2 separate regions of the Homo sapiens genome follow, and region 1 is linked to region 2. Evidence: chromatin loops called from intact Hi-C (ENCODE). Cell type or tissue: gastrocnemius medialis. All regions are shown on one strand. Region 1 overlaps PDE4D (phosphodiesterase 4D). Region 2 overlaps PDE4D (phosphodiesterase 4D).

Region 1 (5,000 bases), 320 kb before region 2:
ATTATTGTTTCAAATATTGCCTCGTTGCCATTCCTTTTAATCTATCCCAACCCTAGTAAGACTTATGTTGGCCCCACTCTGTCATTCACCTATCTTAACCTTGCTTTCATATTTTCCACTTCTTTTTCTACTGCATTCTGAATGTTTCATTCATATATGTTTTCTGGCTCACTAATTCAACCTTCAGTAGAGTCTAATTTGTTGTTTCACCTGTTTGTTGAGTTTCTAATTTCAGTTATTAGACATTCAATTTTAGAAGTTCTATTGGTCTTTATTCTAAATATGTGTGTTGATTTTTATTGTCTTTTGCTCATTTACTAAATTTTTTATCATTTCTTTAAACAGCTTAAATATTTTTTTTTATTTTAGTTCCTTGATAGTTCCAATATCTGTAATCTTGTTGGTCTACCTGTGCAGTTTATTCCACTGATTGTCTCTCAGGCAAGTTTATTTTTTTTATGCATTTTCTATATTTTTTTACATATGTGAGCTCATACTCTTTAGTATTTTATCTCTGGAAATTATCTGTGTTGAAAGTGTATTTTTCGAAAGAGGATTTGCTTATAATTTAAGTAACTGCATGTCTGCTAACTATAGATTTACTTTAAATGAAATGTTCAACTTTTGGGCCACGCAAATATCCAATGCCATATTACATATCGCAAGTATACACTTGTGATTAGAAATTTTTGAAAGAAATATTTGTTTTAAATATGCTGCCTGAAACCAAGACAAGTCTTGTTCTGCATGAAAGATTGTAGCATGCCTAGTTATAGGTATTGACTTTTGGGTATAAGACTTTCTGTGAAGTCTGAATGTGAGTTCTTTCTCTGTTTAGGCCCCTTGTTTAGATTCTTGCCCTGGAACCCAAAGAATTGGTAAATGCCTTCAGGAAAAAAACAAAAAAACAAACAAAGCAAAAAACAATTCTAGTACTTAGTTATCCCTGTGGGACCAAGCTTTCTTAATTTCAAGCCTCAAAAACTTTTAATTTAATGATTTAAAGCAATCATCCAGTATAATTTTAGAGCAAATTTTGTTGAATTATACCATAAGAGGAAAAAGCACACAAACCTAAATGTAAAATGTGGTAAATTTCCATGAAGATAACATACCCATGTAAGCAGCAATTAGATTAATAGGCAGTATATTGCTAAGCTGTAGAAGCCCCCATTTGTGTACCTTTCAGATTCTGCCCCCACCCCAGAGTAACTACTATTGTGATTTCTAAGATAATATTCATATTATTTACCAAAGAGAGTGTGTTCTTTGTTCTCTAGCTTCTTTTCCTCAACACTGTATTTGGAAAAGTTATCTTTCTTTTTTCTTTTCTTTTCTTTTTTTTTTTTTTTTTTTGAGACAGGGTATTGCTCTGTCACCCAGGCTGTAGTACAGTACCATAGTCATAACTCATTGCAGCCTCAAACTCCTGGGCTCAAGCAGTCCTCCTGCCTCAGCCTCCCAAGTAGCTAGGACTACAGACATATGACACCACACCTGGCTAATTTTATTTTATTTTTTTGTATAGACTGGGTCTCGCTTTGTTGCCCAGGCTAGACTCAAACTCCTGGGCCTAAAGGAACATTTGTCTTTATATATGTAGTTGTAGTTCATTTTCATCTTCATACAAATATGTTATAAATTATTTATTCATTTTATTGTTTTGTTTTGTTTTGTTTTGTTTTGTTTGAGAAAGAGTTCCACTGCTTTGCCCAGGCTGGAGTGCAGTGGCACGAACTCGTCTCACTGCAGCCTCTGCCTCCAGGGTTCAAGCAATTCTCCTGCCTCAGCCTCCTAAGTAGTTGGGTCTACAGGCACCTGCCACTACACACGGCTAATTTTTGTATTTTTAGTAGAGATGGGGTTTTGCCATTTTGGCCGGGCTGGTCACGAACTCCTCATCTCAAATGATCCACCTGCCTCAGTCTGCCAAAGTGCTGGGATTACAGGTGTGAGCCACTGTGCCTGGCCCATTTTATTATTGGTAAATATTTGTTTTATTTTTATTTGAAACTATTACAAATCATGCTGCTATGAACATTACTGTATACATCTTTTTGTATAATGCATATATATTTCTGATGGGTATATAGCCAGAAGTGGAATTGCTTGATTATGAGGCATGCATTTTTTGAAGACTGACAGACAGTTTTCTCAAGTAGCTTCTTCAATTTAGATTCCAACCAATATTCTCTATTTTCTAAGAGCTCCACATTCTTGTCAACACTTCGTATTATCTTTTTCATTTTAACCATTCTAGTTGAGTAATATGTAGTGTTATTTCATTGTAATTTTAATTTTCACTTCACTGATGTCTAGTGATTCTGTGCATTAATTTTTTTTTCTGGACTTTTGAAGTGTTCTGTATGGGAAACTATTCCTCCATTTAGCTAGCTATTTTGCTGGAAATTATTGTATAAAATATCATCTCATAATTTAACAGTATATTCCTTCTTCTCTTCAAATTTTTATTAAAATAATTTTTCAGTACTCTTGAAGTCAACTTTTAATTTGTCCAACCTGTCTTTGAGCTCCCCCTGCTGTTTTCTATTTAAACTATATACCTGTTGATTATGCATAATTTTCTTTAAAATGATGGATTCTTAGCCAATAAGCTATTTTAAGCAGAAGCATTTTTTTTGCCAAAGACTAAGGGTATAAAATAAATTTAAATGCTAACTCAGGATATAAGAATTATTAAAATTAATGCTTGAAAACTAGTATGTTACATATGGGAAATCTGTATACCTTCATAATTTCACTGTGAATCTCACTCCTCTAAAAAATGAAGTCTTGAAAAGTTAGTATTTTAAAATACTTACCTTACTTGTAATGTGAAACCATTTATATTAATTTAGCAAATCAATGTTTCAAATTATTAACAACTAGACAAACTACTGAGCCATATGTTAGGTATATTGTAAGCATGTTGAAGTCAACAACATGACTTCTACACTTTCTACTTTCTCACGGTTCCCAGAATATCTATTTTGACATAATTATTGAAAAAAAATTAAAAGCATTTATTCCATTGTCTTGCTACATCTAAATTCATGGTGTTATGTTTCTTTAGGGCAATGGAGCTGAAATGAATAATGGATACCATGTAGTGTTTTTATATATTTCATCTATGAGCTATGACAGATATCTCCCTACATTCCAGCAGAAAAAAAAATGTGCTTCTTTCCTAAGCTTGCCAGCTATAAAGGCCTATTAGACATTCAGAGATTATCAGGAAGCAAAAAGCTTCATAGTCTTAACAACGTAAATCTGAAGTCTTAGAATGAGTTCATTAGAATATAGACATTGAATATGAGGTAAGTCTGAGTTGAAATTCTATCTCTGACAACTGCTGGATCTGTTTTTGGTTTCCAATAGTAAAATGGCACTAATAATGATATATGCAAAATGTAAAATGCTTAGCACAGTGCTTGGCACATAGTAGATTCTAAGCTGTAGTTTAAACAGCTATTGTGCTATGAATAAGCCATACGTTGACATTTTCCCTCTTGAGAATGTGCTATTTAAGTGTAGAAAACCTGCTTTCCCCTGTCCGTGTGAATTTCCTTAACATTCATCTTGGAAATGATACCACATACCCTTATATTGATGCACTGCAAGAGGCCAATCTAATGTAGGCATAAAAAGAGTAATCTGGTAATCTGCTCTTCTCAGCACCCTCTGCTAATAATGCTGTTTGAACAAATTCTAGAAAGACTGTTGATGCCAGAGCCAACTCAGAATTAGGCAGGTGAATGTTTTCAACTTCTGCTAATAATAACATCAGTTCTGTACTCTCCTCTGGGTTCTTTTTGCTGTATTAAAGCTGCAGTTCCCTTAGGTTAGCTTCTATGCATAACCTGGGAATGCATATTTTAGCTTTTTACTTCCCTCCCAAAGAAAGGAGCAGAAGAGGAGAACCAAATAGCCAAGATCTAGAAGATGAAACTGTTGTATCCATTGTGTGGATTCAGATAAGCCTCCACCCAAAATATGGTTCAAATGTTAAGACTAATGAGCAGCCCTACACTTCTCTCTCTCTCACTTTCACACACACACATACACAAACACACGCGCACGCACACACACACACACACACACACACACACACACACACATATACCCCTACCAAGAAAGTATGAAAGTATGTATTACTTATAAAATTATGAGGTTTTTCTGGGGAGAGCAGAGCAGGCCTCCCAAGAAGGTCTGAAGTAGCTTGAGAGAGCAGGGGGAAAATGACTGGTTTGAGATTTTATGACTTTTAGTGGGTGAGGCCATGCTGAGAGTTTTGTGTGGGTGGACTCTGGTGTGGTTTGAATTTCCCACCATCACCAAAGGAGAGAACACATGGGCTTTCTTAACAGTTTTCCCAAATGTAGGACAGAGGGGAAGAGAGAGGTATAACACTTTAAAGCTATCAGCAATGACACATCAAAAAATGGACATAGATTTTTTATTACAGAAATTAAATTGTATGAGAACAGAAATGAATCCCGGTGCTACACAGCTGATGTTTCCTAGGAATGAGAACTAGGGTAACTTTTTTAAAGCACGTGTTTATATTGATTGGTACATACTAGTTAGCCAAATTTAACTGGGTTGAGATGGTGGACTTTCCTTTTGAACCTCAGTTATGCAAATTGTAAGAATTGTGTTTCCTTCAAATTACTCAAAATAATATTGAATTTCTTACAAATGCAAAATGAATTGTGGCTTAATGTGCATATGTATATAACAGATACTTTGTTCAACTATATTATGAAATACTATAGTATGTAACTTTCTTAAATAAACAGGATGACAAATCAGTGTTAGGATTCAAATGGGCCCTATATTACTCTGTATCTCTCATAGGCCAAGTGTTAATTCTGGTACACATGACATTTAGCACATGCTATTACATTTATTGATTGCATATTTTTATCTGTTATCTTTTGGTTCATTCTACAAGGATTCTTCAAAAGAAATCAAGTAATCCTAGACCCCAATATATAAAA
Region 2 (5,000 bases):
TAAAAACAAAACAAAACAAAAAACTGTTAAGCCCTGAAGAGTTTCACCACTCTTCATAGAGCATCTGTGGGGAGGGGTTAAGAGAGAAGTCCCAGTGAGTATGTTTGAGTGGCCTTCTCTTAAACCCTGTTGGACATGATTGGCATGTTTTGCTGACCCAATCACTAACTTCTCAAATTTTCTTTAATACAAAGTAAAGCACTTACCACTTAATGGTAAGTGCTATTTTAGCATTAACTATTTAAAACTAAAAATATAAGATACTTATGTCACTTGAAGTGATACCAATCTAATTTGTCCTGATATACCATAATTGCTTTCACCAAAGGACAGAAAACAATGGATTTTAGAAAAGTCACTCAGAAAAATATTTAGCCAAGTAGGCCAAAGAATTACCCTCTTTTCTCAGCATGCTTTGAAAATTGGAATTTCACACTAAATTCCAGTGAAAAAGCTATGCTTCTCAAAAAGACAAAACAAAACAAAAACTTTTTGCATAAAAGTTTAGAAAAATAATAAGAAAAAGAAAAGGAAAATTTTCTAAAATTCCAAACCCCAAAATAACTGCTACTGACATTTTATTTTATATCCCTTCAGATTTATTTTTCTGTGCATATTTTCTGTCCCATGGCTCCTAAAAATGGCCTTCCCCTGTCTAAGGTGTTCAAAGATCCCCTCCCAAATCCATCTCATCTTCTGCCTCTTCTTGAGAACTCATTTCTTTATGCCTGAGTCCATCTCCAAAACACGAATCATGGTTTCCAAATCATGGTTTCCTTTGACGTGAAAAGAGCAAAATCCTAAATTAGAGGAGAATTTAGGAAGCCGTGCAAAGATAGATTGCACTTTTTTGGCCAGGCTAAAGCCTGAAACATCTTGGATAGTAATTTTCAGAAAGGATCCTATAGTATCTCTCCATAGTTTATCCCATTGTCTAAAACACTGTCAGGGCTAGAAATTCTTGCTGGTGTTTAACCTAAACTCTTTTCCACCTCTGATTTCTTATGCTTTCCCCTGTAAGCTCAGAATCCCTTTGGTCCTCAGAAAAAGTGACAGCTTTAAATATTTTTCTTATTTCAATTGTTAAAGTATTCTCTTGTGTTTGTGTTGAAATCTTTTGGTGTGGGTGTTTCCTTAGCACGAAGGCTAGAGAGGAATCCCACTGGAGTGCACGCGGCAACTGACCTTTTTTTCTTGGCCAGAGTTCTTGGGGGCCAAGGAGCACTAAGGAGGCACAATGCTGATAAACTGTAGGAAACTCTTCTCTGCTGTCAGCTGCCTCCGGGCTCAGTGATCCCAGGATTTGTGACACAACTACCCTGTAGTAAAACTCTAAGTTGACTAGAATTTTCATGTGGAAGTGTGTAATGTTAAATGAAGTAGACTCTGATGAAAGAAAGAGAAAACAGGAAAACCCAAGCATTATGCTGGATCCCTGGAGAAACCCTCACTTCATTCAGACTAAGGAGATATCCCTGATTTGAAAATACAGAGGCGGGAGAATAACTTGAACCCAGGAGGCAGAGGTTGCAGTGAGCCGAGATCGCGCCATTGCACTCCATCCTGGGCAACAAGAGCAAAACTCCGTCTCAAAAAAAAAAAAACAAAAAAAACAAAAAAAAAAACGGGGTAGGAACAACTACATCTCTTTACCTTTACTCTAACCAAAATACAGCACCTGGGATACTTCTAGGATAAAAATGCAGTAGTTATTAATACTATAGAATATTACCATTTAGTTGGTAATAAAATATAACCAATATTCTCATATTCCTGCCTGTCCCTCAGCCACTTCACCCAGCAGCAACGATCTTGTGGCCTCATCACCATCCTCAAGCTTGCAGACTGTGCTAGGCCCTCCCTGCCAGGCTATGAAAGAAGATAGTCACCTCGTTTCAGTCGGTGCTAAATTTTTAGCTTTTCTTTAGCCTTAATTAATTTAAATTACAACTACTATCTTCTGGACATCTAAGTTCTTTTTAAGAGCGAACCATATAAAATTGTCTATCAACCTTTTCTGGTGTACAAACCAGCAATTTCATAGGGTTTAAACAAAACATAACCTGGAAAGAGGTTTTCTTTTCATAAAAATGACCTTTCTATTTTGTAAATAAGCATAACTTGACTCCAGCTTTTTCCGGAGGTAAAACCGAAGTAATGAATCTCTCCCAGTGCGGGTCGCCGCTTCCTCCGCCGCCAGTGGCACCTCAACCTCATGGTCTGTGTTTTACCGCCATCTAGTGGTAACAAGTGTATATGGTTATGAAAAACAATCCTCGAAACCATTTATTTTCCTCTTTTTTTTTAGGCTATGATGTTCAGCTGTTTAAGTGTTAAATGATAACCGTATTTTCCTGCTATTTTCAGTGATTCTTATTGTTTAATAAATGTTTAGAAGCACCTAAGAAGATCCGAGAGTAGTGTACGTAAATAACATTGAATCCTTCCCCATGGGCTAATACATGAACCATCTTTGTCTAAAATTTTTCTGTAAAACTACCAGTATTTCCTTCCTAAGGAATATATATTTCTCATCATTCCCAATGTAATTTTGACATTGACTGGCTATACTTCTGCTTGGTGGGGCAGAAGAGAAAGAAATGACCTTAATTTTCTAACCATTGAGCTCTGTGGAAGAAACGTCAGGGATCTTTTTGGTTAGCAAGCATTAAGGAGTAAGGACAACTGTAAAAGGAGCCTTAAAGCTTTGACTACAGTTCTTAAAGAGTCGAATTCAGGGGAAGTGAGGGCTGCCCTGAACAAAAGCAAAGAACAATGGAACTTTAACTTAGGGGCTTCAGTAAAACTGTTTATAGTTCTCCCCACAGCCTGCAGTAACAGATGCTCCCTCTTTGTGCCCTGCAATGCAAAGTGAAAGCTTAAAAGACTAACACAGTGATAACAGTGATGACGACACCAAGAGTCAGTCAGCGAGGCCCAAGACAACACCCCCTTATAAGATTTGTCTAGAAATGTTATTTACACTTCTGCCAATAGCATACATGTCATACTGTAGAAGATAATAGTTAACACCAAACATAAAATTTATAAAATAGTTTGTCCTGCTGCAAAAGAAAAAAAAACCCACACACACACAATAAATAATCTAATACTGGCATGCCTAGGAAATAATTTCTCTACAAGATTATTTATTGCAACAGTGTTTGTACAAAAACAACTTTAAGATAGAAAACCTAAAAGTTGATTGCTAGTGGCCAGGCAGCTGATTGTCTGAAGGAGAGACCGGAAGACAGATTCCTTTTTTCACTTTTTATTTTGAAGTATTTCATATATATAAGGGAATATAGCTTGTAATTATGTAAAATATAAAGAATAATACTAAAATGAACAGTTTAAGAAATAGAACAGTTATCAGTATTTTAATGTCCCCTGAGTGTCCCTCCCCAGGTTAATCTGTTTCTATTGCGTCTTTTCAGAAGTAATAATAATTTTGATTTTTATCTTAATCATTGAAGGGGAGACTTTTTGCTTTATACTCTTTTGTTTAAATTCTGAAGCATGTGAAGATATAAATTATACAAAAATACATAAATTTTAAACTAAAAACAAAGACAAAATAATATTAAATTAGATTACTTATTAAATTAGAAGTTTATTATAATAGAGGCAAAAACTCCTCTACAGAAATTTTTTCTTTGATGAACTAATTTTTCTTTTCATGACTGATGTTTCCCTTCAAATGATCATAGAAAATAAGTTGCCTGCATTTCTATGTCTATTTACCCAGCTGTCAACTGCAATGAACTTAACTATTATGTATTGGAATAAAAATCTCAGAATTCTAGGGTTAAAAATTTTGCCTAGGAAGGGGATCAATTAGCTGGTGCAATGATTTTATCTTAAAGTTTCCATTAGTATGTTTGATATTCACTTCTTAAAACATAAATTAAGCCTGCATGATTTAACGACAGTGGATCATTTATCCGATTTACTTCTGCATCATTCAAGATTTCATGCCTAATGAAAGACATCGTGGTCTGATGTCAGCAGTCGGCCATTTGAATACTCCATCATAGGCAGCGTGACCTTTCAGAGCCGTGGGTTGTTTATATGAGATAATGAGCCAGGTTTTTCCAGTGACTGAGTTAATCACGGTTGGCTTCTTAGGAAGCAGCATTAACTCCTTTAGGGGAAAATTCTCTAAGTCACTGTCCCAAGGCGTACACAGCTCTCCATTGACTTACACAAATGAATGTCAATTTCATAAACAGCAACAACAAAACAGAGTCTGGGACATTTTTGTCTTAGAAAAAAAATTAGACTGATTTTAGTCTAGGTCTGTGCCAGATGAAACATTTCTGAAAACAACTCTGGAAACTTTGAAGCAATTAAAACTTTGGAGACTCTTGAATTACCAATGCTAGGCATTAAGTAAATTTCCCAAGTGCATGCCAAGTCATTAAGTCAAAGGTAACGCTGCCATCATGGGCTAATATTGGCTGAATGCTTTCTATTTGCCAGGCACTGTTCTTGGCACCAAACCTGTCATTCCATATACTCCTCACAACAATTCTACGAGGTAGGTATCACTATCCCAGTTTTCCAGGTTAGGAAGCTGAGGTACAAAGAGGTTGCATATCTAGTCCAAGTTCACACATTTACTACATAACAGAGCCAGACAGTCTGGGTTGTTAGGTAATACCTACTCAGACATTTGGAATCTGTGTTTTACATAAACTTAGCACTCTAGCTGTCACCCAAATCACCTATAATCCCATCTAATATGGGTTTGACCCTGGGGAAACTTGCCCATTTCAGGAGAAAGAGAGGAGGGAAGAAGGAGATAAGGCTCTAGGAACCTTCTCCTAGGCTCACTTCCAGTCCGTTGGCTACTTTCTAGTTCCAACTGGAATTAGAAAAAGCGACTGTTAGAGATAGTGACACCTATTGGTCCTGCCTTGTTATGTGTGTGGGCATGTTGTGTCTATGTATTCATTTAGTCAACAAATTTTTATTGAGTATCTTCTGTGTGCCAAGCA

The links. Hi-C counts contacts between places; a loop is a spot of excess contacts. Peaks named below come from ENCODE experiments on the same cell type or tissue, not always from the same donor. Only the 100,000 strongest peaks of a DNase experiment are listed, where the experiment ranks them.
Region 1: a loop joins it to region 2, with 2.8 times the contacts of the local background. A loop is called at or near these places in 10 of 110 quality-filtered maps.

What each region holds. Positions count from the first base shown.
Region 1 is chr5:59,504,021-59,509,020 of GRCh38, reverse strand. The region is part of intron 1 of PDE4D (phosphodiesterase 4D); the gene reads left to right. Among named protein-coding and RNA genes, the nearest start is that of MIR582, 200 kb to the left of the region's middle. In gastrocnemius medialis, CTCF peaks have their summits at 2,326 and 2,526 (motif pointing left); no DNase peak of the experiment used is centred here; H3K27ac peaks cover 4,272 bases.
Region 2 is chr5:59,185,858-59,190,857 of GRCh38, reverse strand. The region is part of intron 3 of PDE4D (phosphodiesterase 4D); the gene reads left to right. Among named protein-coding and RNA genes, the nearest start is that of PDE4D-AS1, 150 kb to the right of the region's middle. In gastrocnemius medialis, a CTCF peak has its summit at 2,244 (motif pointing left); a DNase peak (open chromatin) is centred at 2,197; H3K4me3 peaks cover 1,145 bases; H3K27ac peaks cover 5,000 bases.